2 separate regions of the Mus musculus genome follow, and region 2 is linked to region 1. Evidence: chromatin loops called from intact Hi-C (ENCODE). Cell type or tissue: heart. All regions are shown on one strand.

Region 1 (8,000 bases):
GTATGCCACTATATACATACAGCCAAAAAAAATTCAATAAATGACTTCTGAAGAAAAAATAGTTTTTACTGAAAATTCAAGTTATTATGAATAATCCATATTTTTAGAGAATAGCTATAACTCCAAAGTTTCTTTTGCTGACAACAAACTGGTAGCAAAACAGGACACTATGAAATGTGGAAAGGGTATTTGTGGACTAAAATATCATTAGTTGCTTTATACACCTAGATTGTTCTCAGCAAATCAACAACAAAACTGGGAAGGACCTTGGCACCAAACCTTAGTATTCCCTTTAAGGGCAAACTCAAGGCATAACTGCACATATTTTCTGGGTTTCCACCATATGAAAGACTTACATATAACAAAGTTCTCAGATGGAATGGGAAGAAAATCTGGTATGGCGGCAAGAGAAATCATCAAGATTGAAGGTACATAAAGTACTCTGAGTGCTTAGCATGGTGTTGCACACCTATAATCTCAATTCCAGAAGGAACTACCAGGTAGACAGGAATGGAGAAAGGGAAGGAGGGCATCTCTGAGGTTAACCACTTTGAATGAAAATATGAAACCTGAACTAAGTGGAATCTATTCAGAGTGTGTCTAAAAGGTAAAGCTGACAACAAGCATTGCCTTATTTGTTTTTCTTTCATGTAATAAAGCTAAAAAAATTATATATGTTTACATAAACAAAGAATTAAAAAACAAAAACATGCTACCTTTGGATGTAGGGCTGTGATTGCCATAAAAAGATATGGTTGGAAGCAAAATCTCATTTATATTTTTTTTTTACTTTTTCAATGCTGAGAAATAGTTATCACTCAAAAGTAAAATCAAAAGGCACTGAAACATCAATCAACTTATGAATCAATAGGAGAACTAAGTGAAATTCCCACACTGGAAGGTGCTAGATCATTTTGGCTCATCTAGGAGATGTTGAACAGTTTCCTTAGTGAATTTCTCTTTAGTAACGTACAGGGGGGGAAACTAGCAAGGAGGAAAATGATCTGAAATAGCAAAGAAGCTGGGATCTGCTCAAGGAGCTCAGCAAACACACTTTCTCGGGATAAAGAGTTCTTGTTTGTTCTGACATCATGTAGTCCTGTTTGGTCTAGAACTAGCTACCTAGAATAGGAAGCCCTTGAATTCACAGAGATCTGCCTGTGTCTGCCTTCCAAATGCTAGAAATGAAAGGTACTAAGAGAGATGAGCTTTACTCCTCCTGTACCTTTATGTTTCCCTTCTTTTTTTCTTAGCCCATCGGTGAACAATGAATAGTCTACAGGAATCACATGGCAAGTGAATTCAGGATCAATAGACATGGAGGTTAAATCCACCACAAACCTTTACAAATATTTCCTTCCACAAATTTTCTGACACAAATTCCTATTAAAACACTGAGATATTAAGAAAATTATATTCTTGTACACGATTCTTTTTGATTAGCAAAACTACTTGTATGGTAGAGCAGAGGTAGTGAGGTCTTTAAATCTCAGTGAGCATGGGAAAAATTCAGTGACATTCTATTCAGGTTCTTCCTCATGCTCAAAGTGCCTTACAAATGGTGCTCACCACTGAATACCACTGAATCAAGGGCACACATTCCCTAAGGCTTTTTCACAACCATTTATAACAAGAACTGAAAACACCGTTAAGGTGAGTGGAAGAACTGCTCTGCTCACCCTGATTCTATGTAGACTGTACTCCCATCCCTTCCCTGATTCTCTATAGTAGACTGTGCACCCATCCTTCACCAATTATATGTAGACTGTGCTTTCTTCCCGTCCCTGATTCTACGTAGACCGTGCTCCTACCCCTAAGTGCCCCTGTGTAAGTACGTCACAGTAACACACAATAATCACTGAGGAGTAGTTAAAGCTAAAAATAATAACCTGGAGAGAAGCATCAGCAGCAAAATATCCAGAATAGAGTTATATTCTAGTTAAGTGATTATTGTTTGGCCTTAGCTGTTAAGACTTTCCTATGCAGCAGTGTCACAAAAATCCCTATAGCATCTACTTATTACATGTACCAAATCTTTGAAAATACACCACTAAAGAATACTGAAGGAATAACACAGGATTCTTCTTCATATTGTTTAGGAGAAATGGCGGCCTTCTGTGCCTCCACATGCAGGCACACAGGATGGAAGACACATTTCAATATTCCTAAAGTCCCCGCCAGGTTGACACATGAGGCTCACACAGCTGAGGCTGGGCAAGTGTGGAGCTCCTTCTGCTTCAGTCACACTGCTGTCACCTGTGGGCAGCTAACATTTCCTCTCAGGATCCTAACACATTGCAAGGTTGATAATTCTGATTATCAGTCAAAAAAAGTTAAGAATGTCTACAGATGGACTGTTTGTTTATACTTCTGTCTACAGGGAATGAACTGTGGCACAATTTAGCCACCAACTGCCATGTCTTTAAAATAAAGCCTATGAAGAACACAATGGTTTCTGAAATAAAGTTCACCTCTTACCTTCTCTTTCCACACAGCCTCTGCATTAACTAAGGATAGAGCTAAAACTACATACGGGCCCGCACCCACGAGAGCCCACCGATAAAAACTACCTTTTCTTAAAGGGCACTACACTTTTTTATTTTATATTTGAAAGTGTTCCGTGAAACTGACTTTTTAGAACTCTCTAAAGAGCTGCTCCACCAGCTTCCCTGGAAGGCTTCCTACACACTCTACTAGGTATCTAAGTCTCTACACAACCCCTCACCTTTAAGATTTTCCTGTGGCTTTTGGCTTCTTCAACTGTTTTGTGCTTTTTTTTTTTTTTTTTTTTTTTTTTGAGTTTAGTGAAATTTGTATGAAAGTCCTGATTCCACAGAGCAGGCAGGCTTTCTTCTGTTGATTTACAAGCTATTATTTTGCTAATTAAATATATACATCTGACCTACAATTACTACCTACCCACATTCTTCTGAAACTGTCAGGGGTAAATATGACAAGTTGGTCCAGATTTGAAGATGACAGCTACAGTTTTAGGGGCATACAGCCTGGGGCTGGCAGTGCAGGCAACCTTCAGCTTTGTGTCCATCAGATCAAAGAACAAAAGGCAGAGCTTCCTCCCCAGACCTTCCTTAGCACCAGAGAAAGGCAGGCTTGACATAAAAGTCCCATCAAAAAAGGAAACCCTGCAGAAGCCAGAGTTCCCAGTAAGACACACCAGAAAACTGACCCACCTTGGAGAGCTGCCGCCTGAGGCTAAAGCGCTGGACCATGGTCGTGAGGATCTCCTAACAAAGCGATCTACCCAGAAAGGGTGTCTTTTTCTTCTTTTATTAAAACACAGCTTCTTGGGGGAAGTCACTGGCGGCACATTTGAAGGCTGACAGAGTTCGATGCATTCCCCAGGAGTCTCAGCAAACTTGGAAGCACTTCATTGTTCTGCGGAGACAGCACAGCCTAGGAGCGGCAGGCGGGGCGGATCCCAGCCCAGTGCCAGGCTCTCCCCGCACTTCCTGTGTCAGCTGGAGGGTCCAGCCGTAAGGACCACCCCTTCCCCTCCCGCCAACCTTCAGGCAGGGTGCCGGGTACCACCTGAGCCTCCGGTCTTTGCTCTTGAGGCGGAGGCTAGAGGTGGGTGGCACCTGCCGGTATGGCAGCATCTGCTGCCCGGTTCGAGAGTCAGAGCCCGGCCTCCACCCAGGTAATCCCTGAGAATAGAAGGGGATGGTGGCGAGGGGGAAAAAGGAGGTGGGAGCGCCAGCCGCCACCAGCTCCAGCTCCAAACGGAAACTCCTCCCAGCTGACTCGCAGCTGTGCGGCTTTGTCTAGTATAATTGGCCGAGCCTTTCCTCTTATTCACCGAAAGGCTCCAGTGGGAAGGAATGTCAGGTGCAGGGAGCATACTTGGACGGTGACTACAACTCCGGGCTCAAGTTAAAGGGTAAGGCGGCCTCCAGAGGTGAATGCCTCTCTTGTTGGAACAAAGTATTTTAAAAAACTGGCGCACAAATCAAATAGACCAGCTTAGAGTGCATCTATTCAAATAAAGGGAAACGGAAAGTGACAACCTCAGGGGAGATCCAAAGATCGCTGGCCACTCTTCTTCCTCTAAATGAGCCAGCCTCTTCTTCCAAATGAGGACAGAACTTGGTATCCACGGGTTTAGTGCCTACAGTGCTCTCTATTTCTGTGTGCAGGACTAGGACCTGTACTAGGTTTGTGGCTTTGGTAGGTGTAAACTCCAGATGTACAATCAGAAGTCACATCTACTGTCCCACTGACTTCTCAAAACATCCCTTTCAAGTTTGTGCTAGAGGACTTTTCAGACAAATTAGGAACCTTCTCTAAAACCTCAATATAATTATTATATGTTATTATATTCTTCAGTCAAGAAAAGTGGAAAAATTAATTTGAAAACAAAATCAAGTTTCTTGCAAGGCTATTCTTAATTACTCCAGTTCCCTGCACTGGCTTCCAATTACTTACAAATAGAATGCAAGATGCTCTCATCTCATTCTACAGAGACATAGTATCTTTGACATCACTGACAAGTTACACCAAATTTAAACCAAGGCAGGCTCCAAAAACATAAATCTTGCCTCTTAAAAGTCATAAATACAAAAGGGTTTTCCTGCTTAAAAAAATAATATAAGTTTCAAAGCTTAAAAGTAACAACTTAGAGCAACTATGACTAATAGTGGAAAATGGCCCATATTTATGATGTAGAGTATGCAAAATAACCTGAATCTGAAACAAACAGATTAAAACAGTGGTTCTCAACCTGTGGGTCATGACCCCTTTGGGGATTGTGAGACCCTTTCACGGGGTCACATATCAAATATCCTGAATATCAGATATTTATTACATCATGATTTATAACAATAGTGAAATTACAGTTATTAAGTAGCAATGAAAATTATGCTTGGGGGGTCACCATAATATGAGAAATTGTATTAAAGGGGTAGAGCAGCATTAGCAAGGTTGAGGCATACTGGATTAAAATAATTTCAAAGTGCAAAGTTAGTTGGCTTAGAGTGAACTTCTGCAGAAATTGCTTTTTCTTCTCACAGAAAATGAAATAGTCTCTGGAGCTGAACTTGGTGACCCATCACCTCTAATCCCAGCACACTCAGGAGATGGAACAGAGAGGATCATGAGCTAAAGTCAATTTGGACTGTACAGTGAGATCCTGTCACCAAGGAAAAGGAAAAAATAGTCTGCTTGGAAAGAGGTGTGTGTGTGTGTGTGTGTGTGTGTGTGTGTGAGAGAGAGAGAGAGAGAGAGAAAGAGAGAGAGAGAGAGAGAGAGAGAACGAACATGTGTGTCAGGAAACATGGTGATCTAAAACCAAGCCCATATTACAGTTTTAAGATTCTTTCTATTCAAAAATAGAAATGGAACCAGGTAAAAAAAAAATGTCAAAAGACAACAGACAGTACACATTAGGTATCAATCATGAACAGAGGAGGGGAGGAGACTAGAGATTAAGTTCACTGTTAAAGCATCCAGCACTGGGTAGCACTGGGTAAATAAAAAGGGAGAGAATAAGAATCTTAATTGAACTGAAAGGAATGTAAATGCTTAATGTTCCAAAATATAAGACTTAGGGTTAAAAAGATCAAACTTGATTGCCTTTCTTGTGGAAACTCATTTGTTTGCCTAGTAAAATAAAGCCTAATTGCTTTGATGCAACTAATTATGTTAAAATATCATTATGAATGAATGTGAAACCTAGTCCTTAGTTTAAAAAGTAAAATCTTAACTACCTGAGCCACTAGGGAAAAAAAAAAAATCTCCAAATCTGGCTTATTTTGTTCTGGTTTGTTTTGGTTTTGTTCTTGTTTTTTTTGTTTTTTTGTTTTTGTTTTTGGATGAATAGACTATAACAAAGGTAACAAAATAACATCAAGAGAGACACAAAAGACCACAGCTTTATAGTCAATCTCAATCTCTCTCTCTCTCTCTCTCTCTCTCTCTCTCTCATATTCTAGTACTCAATTAACAATGCCCTTCTTTTTGTAGATTGTGAAAAAAAATCGGCAACACTTAACTATTTCTGTGGAAAAAGAGAAGAGTCCTCCATAGGATCACTAGAGCCCCACACCCTTTGTGAACTAGTTAAAGGGATGAACTCAGTTCCTGGAGCAAAAGGTGATGACTATGTTAATGACCATCACAGTATGTAAATACATTCCAAATGGTTCAGATATCTGGAAAAACACAGACTCCATAACTAGATTATAGCCCATCAGGAGTAAAGAAGATGAGTATCAGTCATTTAGCAATTTTGTTTTCTGCTTGTCTTTGAAATTTCTGCCCCAACTCTCAATATTTTTCTCTTACTTGTCAAATAATCTACTTCTAAAGCTGGCAATAGTCTTTGTGTATATCCTCAGTTTGGCTAAAAAAAACTTGTAGATTTTTATTACTTTGTAGAAAAAAAACGGATTCCTTTTGAATCACACTTAAACACCACCCTTATAAAGGCAACATGTAGCTTTAGTTGTTTTTCTATTCACGTGTAAATATATATCAAGAAACAAAGAAAGTAGATGGGCATAGCATATGCTTTAATCCCAGAACTTGGAGAGGCAGGGCACATAGATCCTAGTGAGTTTAAGGCCACTCTGCTCTCCCCAGTAAGCTCAGGAACAGTTTGAGAACTTGAACTTCCACATTCTACGTTACAGGGGAGTTATCTAAGCCGGACACACCTAACGTACTTTAGCTATGTACTTTACCACTTTGGTGTCCTGTCTTAGAGTTCTGTGAAACAAATTGTATTCTTCCAACTCCACTGCAGATTTTAACCAGCCTTTTGTGAAAATCTAGTAGAACTAACTGCAGAGCCAATTATCAATCAATCAATCAAATTGTAAGAGCATAATTATTCAATGTAAGACTTTATTATGCAATACACATCATTTCAGAGCAAGGACTTCTGGATGCCATACATTTAGGAATGGGATGAAACACTCTTAGGAGCGTTCAATCTGGGACAATGGTGCTACCAGGGATAGGAGGTATAAACAGTGATGAACTTTGGTATATAAAAAGTCTGGAAGTTTGAATATTCAAGTTTCTCTAAGAATTTTGTAAATGAATGAGAGCAAAAGTAGTTCATGAGACAGACAGTTTATTCTGGCATAGGTCTGTGATCCCAGCACTAGGGGGACTGAATCTAGGAGGGTCAAAAGTTCAAGTTCAAGACCAGCCTGAGCTATGTGAGACCCTACTCAAAAGGAGAAAGGCAGGGGGTGGGGGCGGGGGGCACAAGAAAAGACAGAGGTATGAAATGGTTGTTAAATATCTGTAGAATAGGAATGTAAATGCTAATAAAATTTACTAATTTTAAATTTGTACACATATGTAAACTAATTTCTAAAAACTATTCCAAAAGAAATATGATTCTTCATTATCTGGTTTTCAAGCAAAGGATGAAATCGATATTTAGAAATCTTCATCAATAATGCTACCAGTTGTAGGGTTTCTTATGCAATCCAAGCTCTGAGGTGATACTGATTTTTGTTATGTAAAAACAAATTTGCTGTGATAATCTCCTAATAGGTAACAGATACCTGAAGCAAATTAACTTCTGTAATTTGTAAAAGGCCAAGAAACTGTCAGTTTTAAACAGCCCTGGAAGAAGCACAATTCATTAAGCTGTAAGAAGTTAAATTATGTTCATAGCCAAAAAACTCCCAAAAAACCAAACCAAACCAAACCAAACAAAAACCAAAAACCAACCAACCAACCAAAAACACCCTGAGAACCTAATAGCAGCTAAGTTAAGGAGCAGCCACACTTACTAGGTTAAGTTAGTTCTTTTTTTGTTTTTTTGTTTTTTGTTTTTTGTTCTTCGAGACAGGGTTTCTGGCTGTCCTGGCTGTCCTGGAACTCACTTTGTAGACCAGGCTGGCCTGGAATTCAGAAATCCGCCTGCCTCTGCCTCCCAAGTGCTGGGATTAAAGGCGTGTGCCACCACCAGGTCAAGTTTTTATGTTGATCTCTACATGTTATTTAAGATACATTGAAACATTTGG
Region 2 (8,000 bases), 60 kb before region 1:
TTCTGCCCAGAAGCAAATCTATGTAAGATAGCATGTCATTTTTCAATGTAATACTATGAAAACCATTCTAGTGCTCAGACACAATCAGCCATCCTGAGCCACACTCACAAATTGGTCTCCTGAAAAGGTTAGCAAGAATGCTATGTTGATACGGAGATATAAGCACCCAATTGTTATCACAGTGTTTGTTTGCATAAGTCAAACCCAGAGTAGTGAGATCATTCTCTATTCTTGGGACATTTTGTTGCAGTGGAAGACAGGCAGAGGATATGCTGCTGAATGCTACTGAATTAAAATAACTGTGGTATACCCAGAAAGACAGCAGGAATAGATAGGGACAGTGAAAGGTAAGTGATTAAACAAATCACAGGCGAAGGTCAGATCTTTTGGGGCCCAAATTTTGTGTTTTATCCAATAAAAAGCTTGCTTTAGGAAAGGAACTACAAAGCTCACACACTGTTCTTTCATATGGATGAGAGTCACTACAAGGACTGGAAGAAAGGACAAGTGCTCAGACTTAAAAGCTTAAACTTTTTTTGTTTTTTTCAAGACAGAGTTTCTCTGTGTAGTCCTGGCTATTCTGGAACTCACTCTGTAGACCAGGCTGGCCTCGAACTCAGAAATCCACCTGCCTCTGCCTCCCAAGTGCTGGGATTAAAGGAATGCACCATTACTGCCCAGCAAAAGCTTAAACTTAAATGTCAAAGCAGGTAGCTGAAACTGGAGGGTGCCCCTGTATGTGGCTTGGTCATTTAGAGTAGGATCCAAGGAAGAGTTTATTAACTGCTCTTTAGAGTAGTAGCAGAAAGGGTAGTAATATAAAATAGCCTCTTAGGGCAATAAAAAAATGCCCAGTGTGAGGGTCAGGTTGCAACTTGGCCATCTGTAGACTAAGGTCATAATACTGTTTTCTTGGTTCTGTTCCATAGTTTGTCCTATGACAATGTGCCAGTAAGAACTGTACAGAGGTCAACCCCTACATGTTCATTATCTTATATACCCAGGAAATGCCAATAGTTAACCTGTTGTCTCAAAGTATCCTCTCTCATCTTAGATATACAGAGCCTCATTTTATCATCTGGGCAGGATTTATACTGACCTCTGAGCTTTTATAAATATATGTAGTTCAATCATATTGGCTAGGGCTATACTTCAGTAATTGCCTAGTACATGAAGCTCTGGGTGTGATGACTAATACTGGAGGATGGGGGAGAACAAAAAGCCAACAGTATTCTTTTCTTCTTATTTCAATGTAACTAAATGTTGGGCCTAGGAAAACAGATCAGTGGAAGAGCCCTGCCTTCCATCCCCAACACAGCAAGAGACAGACACCCTTGACAGAGACTAGTACAATGCCTTTTGCATTACTTCCAACAATACTGATTCACCTTTGAGGAACACAGTGGCTAGAGACTGTGAAGGGAGAGGCAGCCAGAATCTCAGATGGACAAGGTGTCAAGAGCCGCAGTAAAAATTCTGAAAACACCTTGCTCTATAGGAACTGAACCCAGGTCCACAACTAGTGCTCTAACTGTTGAGTCATCCCTCCAGCCTTCTCCACTTTCATCAGAATAAGCAATTTCTTTCTTTTGTTGTTGCTATATAATCATTTGCATGTGTGTGTATGCAAATCTAGCTGCATAAGCTCCCACTTGCTGGATTTTCCTTCTGAATGAGATTTAAACTTTTTTTTTTAATTAAATGTTTATCTAAGCTTACAAGTTACAGTCCCTCATCAAGGGAAGCCAAGGCAGGAGCAGAAGCAGAGACTATGGAGGAATGCATTTAAAAAAAAAAAAAAAGAATTATTTATTTATTTTATGCATAGGAAGGAGTACATTGTAACTGTCTTCAGACATACAAGAAAAGGGCATCAGATCCCATTACAGATGATGAGCTACCATGTGGTTGCTGGGAATAGAACTCAGGACCTCTGGAAGAGTAGTCAGTGATCTAAACCACTGAGCCATCTCTCTAGCCCAAGATTTAACATCTTATAACTAAAGTGCATAATACCATTCTGCTTATCTATGTCCAATAATTAAGCTCAAAATCTGCCACAGAATATATGGAACACATATATTCCACAGAAGATATGAAGAATTTTCAACCAAGCTTTCCCTGTGTTCAAGTTTATGAATCTGTGAAATCAAACTAGCCATATCAGGGTCTAGGGAGATAGCTCAATGGGTAATGACACATACTGTAGTCAAGTCTGAGAACCGGACTTCTATTCCTGGAACACACATGGTAGAAAGAGTGAACTGATCCCATAAAGTTGTCCTAACCCCCCCCACCCACCTCTCTCTCATGCAACAACAACAACAAAAAAGAAATTGATCGGGGGGGGGGGGGGGGGGGGGAGGGAGAAATTGATCAGCCGGGCGGTGGTGGCACACGCCTTTAATCCCAGCACTTGTGGGAGGCAGAGGCAGGCGGATTTCTGAGTTTGAGGCCAGCCTGGTCTACAGAGTGAGATCCAGGACAGCCAGGGCTATACAGAGAAACCCTGTCTCGAAACAAACAAACAAACAAAACAAAAAAACAAAAAAAGAAATTGATCATACTGGTGAAAACACTGTTGGAGAAGGCTGGCGAGATAGCTCAACAGTTAAGAGCACTAGCTGCGGGCCTCAGTTCAGTTCCTAGCATTTACATAATGTCATAGTATGTGCCATTTCAAGGGCACTGGACATGCATGTGGTACAAACACAAAGGTAAAGCACTCATGCACATAAAATAAAAACTGTTAGAGACAAGGATCAAGGTTCAACCATTTAAAAGGAAATCAATAATTTTTATTATACAAATGTTTATAAATGATCACATTTGGTTAGAATTCTATTTCTCTATAAAATAACTAAATAAAACAGACTCTCTTTAATTCCTGTTCTACCCAGGGCAAGTGTGTCTTCCTATGAAGAGTTCCAACATAGACAAACACACCTGTAACAGGCCAGTTGACATTAGAAACTGAAAGTCACTGCAATATTCAGTAATATCTCCTAATTTGGGAAGGTATCAATTTTTAAAGGGGAGAAATTCAGAAATGGAGCAGGAACCAAGTTCTAAAAGGGAAGTCTGTACTCCAAGCATGAATACCTGGCCTCGAGAAATGAATCTATCAGTCAAAAAGCAGTTCCTTTGCCGCTGGATATAGGTAACATACAGAACTGGATCCCTAACTCATTCCAGGCAACTCAGTTCCAAATGTGAAGCAAAGTTCTCAAAGGTGATACTAAAAAATACCTCTACCAAAGGGGGAACAGAGGATGAAACCCTGAGTCAACCACTCAACCACTGAGCCACATAACATAAAGTATTTTGATAGTAGTATCCCTAAGCTGGCCTCAAACTTATAGCCCTCCTGCCTCAACTTCCTGAGCAGTGGTATTGCCCTAGAATTTCTTGAAAGGCATAAACGTGAAAGAGCAAGATGACTGACATACTCTGCCCTGAAGCACTGACAGGGCCATAAGTTGCTCAACGGTAAGGAGAGGGAACAGTCAGGAGGCTGTTTTAAGGATGAGATTAGTCATGAGTGTGAAAGTGCTGTAGTAGCTCCTGGCAGAGCAGGCTTTTGGCACTGGCTATTACTGAAATAGCTCGTGAGCTGTTCTTATTAAAGATCTCATCATTAGTAGATTCCAGATCATACTCACTTCTAAGCAAGCTACATAGAATCCAGAACAAAGGTAAAATTCTATAGTGAAGGTCACACTTTGAAAATTGGCTTTGCTGGGCAGTGCTGGCACATACCTTTAGTCCAAGATCTTGGGAGGCAGAGGCAGGTGGATTTCAGAGTTCGATGCCAGCCTAGTCTACAGAGTGAGTTCCAGGACAGCCAGGGCTACACAGAGAAACCCTGTCTCAAAAACCCAGAGAGAGAGAGAGAGAGAGAGAGAGAGAGAGAGAGAGAGAGAGAGAGAGAGAGAGAGAGAGAGAGAGAGAAAGAAAGTTGGCTTTGTGGCTTAGCCCATGGTCAAACAACCTTACAATCCTCACAATAAGCTCTAAACAATGTCAGGAAAGCATCTCCCCCAGCCAGCTGTCAGCAGACAGGAGGAGGCAGCAGATAACCACCTGCTGTATTTTTCTCTGCTGCTCTGAGTTGTCATTGCAAATCGGCTCCTGTGCAGCAGCTACAGGTCACACTGCTCTATATATTTGTTTCTCTCTACTAAGAAATCAGACTAAAATTACCTACTGGTAGAAGTTAACTGACCAGAAAATAACTAAAAGAAAATGTGAAAAGATTCATGAGGGACAGAGGGAAGTCAATTAAAGCATAGTACCTGACAAAGCATTTAACTGCTTTGCAAGTTTTCATTTGCAAATATATTAAAGATTGCTTTTTAAGTGGAAGCCAGCCTGGGCTACAAGGAAGACTTTGGAAATCCTAGGCAGGGCAGACAAGAGATAGACAGACACACATAACATCTAAGGGCAAAAGGCAGAGACAGGAAGACACAATAGCACACAGCAATATTCCAGAACATGGCGCAAAGAACAATGGTTTGAGTTCACTATGAACTTTCCAAATTCACCAGTTGTGACTCTGGGTTGCCCATGTGTCCTTTCAGAGCTTAAGTTTTTCACTCAGTTTATTTCCCTAAGACTGTTCTGAAAAGATGTTGAATATATTAAATTGGGGACTGGATATATACAGCAAGTATTAAGAGTACTACTTGGTCCAAGAGAGGTCCTGGGGCTTGAGCCCAACAAGAACATACACCAGGGGAGTGTTAGATTATGCCTAAGACATATAGCATGAAATAAAAATGACAGGTGATCACTGCTTTGGACTTAGCTCCTAGACTGGATCCCAACAGGACGAGGTTAAAAATGTCACACCTTTTGTTTCTCACCCTATTATGCAGACCTTGTTGGATTGGAACTCACAGATAACCACACGTCTCTGCCTAATAAGTGCTGTGCCTCTGTGATGGTTTGAATATGCTTGGCTCATGGGAAGTGACACTATTAGGAGGTGTGGCCTTGTTGTGGGAAGTGTGTCATATATATATTTTACGTTTCAAGATAATGTGCCTATATGTGTGGGTATGCACATTTTTGAGTGCAGCTGCCTGTGGCATCCAGAGGAGGGCATTCGATCCTCTGGAGCTAGAACTACAAGTGATTGTTGAGTTGCCTGATGTGGATGCGGGGAACCACATTCAGGTCCTCTGAAAAGACAGTTAAATGTTCTAAGTTTAATTTTTAAATTACATCTATTTATTATTTATTTTGTTTTTGTTTATGTGTTTGTTTTGAGACAAGGTTCCTCTGAGTAGCCCTGACTGTCCTGAAACTCACTCTGTAGACCAGGCTGTCCTCAAAGTCAGGGGTCGCCTGCTTCTGTCTCCTGAGTGCTGTGATTAAAGACCACTTACTTCTTTTGTTTGTTTGTTTTTTCGAGACAGGGTTTCTCTGTATAGCCCTGGCTGTCCTGGGCTCACTTTGTAGACCAGGCTGGCTTCGAACTCAGAAATCCGCCTGCCTCTGCCTACCGAGTGTTGGGATTAAAGGTGTGCGCCACCACGCCCGGCTGACCACCTACTTCTTATTCAAGTTCTGTCTGTCTGTCTGTCTCTGTCTCTGTCTCTGTCTCTGAGATTGTGGATATGTGTGTACCATGGGACATGTGTGGAGATCAGAGAACAGCTTGTGGGAGTTGATTCTTTTCTTTTATATGTGGGTTCTGAGGCTTGAAATCAAATTGGAAGGCTTAGCAGCAAACACCTTTACCTTCTGAGGCATCTTGTTAGCCCCTTCTCTGTCTTTAGAAGCTAGTCTTCCTGTGTTTGACTTACTGGAATGCGTATTCTACAGAATGAAATGCTTCATGATTCAAGAAAAGCCAACTGAGAGTAATACACCAAGTACTACATCTCTGCCTATGGCAAACAACAAGGGAACTTTTTCCTACCGCCTTACCTGGCCAGCAGGTCAGGTAAGGTCAGCTTCCCCCCCCCCCCCCCCCCCGCCTGCCCCCAATCCTGGACTCATATCATTATCTTCAATGCCAAGTTCTGGTGGAAATCTTATATTCTACACATTAAACAACACACATCATGTCCTTTGGAATGAAGAAAAAAAAAAAAAACCAAAACAGATGGAAATGGGGAAGTCTTTGTAATTCATCTGACATACACAGCTTTGTTAGGAGTGTGTCTCTTCTGAAAATAGCTCTTTTCCAGGGCAAGGTTTTATAGGGCAGATTGTGCCACTGCCTGTTGGAGCTGATGCTGAACACCTGCAGACCAAGTTTCACAGTTCTGCCAATACTTTATGTCAGAGATAGAGACAGCTTTGCTTTTGAATCAGAATTGGAGTATGGGCTTAATTTACATATTCATGAGGCAGTGGTGGTAGGGATTACGGTTGAATATTTGACTTTTAGAATATTGCCTCCAAAATCAAATCTGCATTTTTGCTTGTTTGTTTTTAAGACAAGATCTTACTTGATTTCAGGCTAGCATGGAAGTCACTATGTAGCTCGGCTTTTTTTCAGTATCTTCAGTGCTAACAAATACAGGTATTCAGGCTACTGTGCCTGGCTAAACTTGCAAATTATAATCCTCAGCGACTCATAATCTTGGCCTCAATTTAAGAACCACAAAGGAATATGTTCCATAGTTAGTAAGCAGTAAACTCAAGCTATGCTGGTTGGTCATGTGGGCTTGTGTTTTTCTGCCTGTGTGAGGCAGGACATCGAAGAGCATAAGTTCCTGTCTTAGGAGACAGGGTGCTTTGCTTTCAGTTTAGTATCAGCACTTTGAGGCTGGATTTGGCCATTAACTCTCTCACACTTCATGCCTATCAAAAACAAGGAAACCAGTAGTCTCCCAGCACTTGTATAGAAGACATAGCTTTTCAGGATCATGCTTTCCATCCATCTACACTTTCTCATAGCAGTAACAGCTTAAGTACACCTGGCCAGATTGCTCTCTCCTGTGCACCTCTGACTTTTGGCGTGAGCACTTCACTGTGAAGCGGATGGATGATTTGTACTTGTTCTGACAGTTGATCAATAGCTCCTATACTCCACCTGCATTAGGATTCAAAGCCAGAACAGCTAAACAATTACTCTCCCACTGAGCCACATTTCCTCCTATAATATTCTTAGCATGCAGGCATCAAGTTTCTAAACTGACCCTTGAACGACATTCACATGGGGTTGAACAGTTCACTTCTGTGTATCTTCAATATATGTTACTTTTTCTATTTGTTGTCGAAGAGGGATCGTTCTCTTTAAGTCTGCTACTCATCTATCTATCTCTTTCTTTCTTTTCTTTTCTTTTCTTTCTTTTTTTTTTGAGACAGAAACCTGTGTAGCCCTGGCTGTCCTGGGACTCACTTTGTAGACCAGGCTGTCCTCGAACTTAGAAATCTGCCTGCCTCTGCCTCCCAAGTGCTGGGATCAAAGGCGTGCGCCAGCACTTTCCAGTCCCACAGTTGCTTTTCTAGACAACAGAATAAAGTGATTACCCATCTCCAGCTGATGTCCATGCCTGCTTTAACAACTATCTTTACACTTCTGCAGTTGGTGTTTGTATCTGTTTTAACAACTTTCTCTATATCTGAACATGGTTATCTGTGGCTTTAAAGATCCTAGAAACATTAACTACTTTGATTATACCCCTTCTTTTGCAACATAATGGCTAGATTTGCTTATTTTTCCCTCAGACAGGAACATAAAGGACATAATCTCAGTTATTTGGTGCAGGAGCTCTAACCTGGGACCTTGCACATGCTAAGCCAGTGCTCTATCACTGATCTAGCTGTAGTCCTTTTTATAAATCTTCACTTGAGATCTCACCAAGTTGCACAACCATTTCTGAGATTTAAAATGAAGTTATCTGTACTTTCTAACAGGTGTAAGAAATCACCAACATTAAGGCACCAGAAGATTTTAGGGAAGGCATACTGATATCAATTAAAATGACAAGAAATTTTAATTATTCAAATGTCTGAAAAAGCAAGCTGAATGCTTGTCT

Evidence for each region. Hi-C counts contacts between places; a loop is a spot of excess contacts. Peaks named below come from ENCODE experiments on the same cell type or tissue, not always from the same donor. Only the 100,000 strongest peaks of a DNase experiment are listed, where the experiment ranks them.
Region 2: it touches region 1 in a loop (2.1-fold over the local background); 4 of 42 quality-filtered maps call a loop at or near these places.

Annotation. Positions count from the first base shown.
Region 1 is chr6:116,104,121-116,112,120 of GRCm38, forward strand. All of the region lies in intron 3 of Tmcc1 (transmembrane and coiled coil domains 1), which reads right to left. Among named protein-coding and RNA genes, the nearest start is that of Tmcc1, 85 kb to the right of the region's middle. In heart, a CTCF peak has its summit at 3,881; DNase peaks (open chromatin) are centred at 3,481 and 3,631; H3K4me3 peaks cover 2,280 bases; H3K27ac peaks cover 1,321 bases.
Region 2 is chr6:116,044,039-116,052,038 of GRCm38, forward strand. The region is part of intron 3 of Tmcc1 (transmembrane and coiled coil domains 1); the gene reads right to left. Among named protein-coding and RNA genes, the nearest start is that of Plxnd1, 53 kb to the left of the region's middle. In heart, a CTCF peak has its summit at 4,066; no DNase peak of the experiment used is centred here.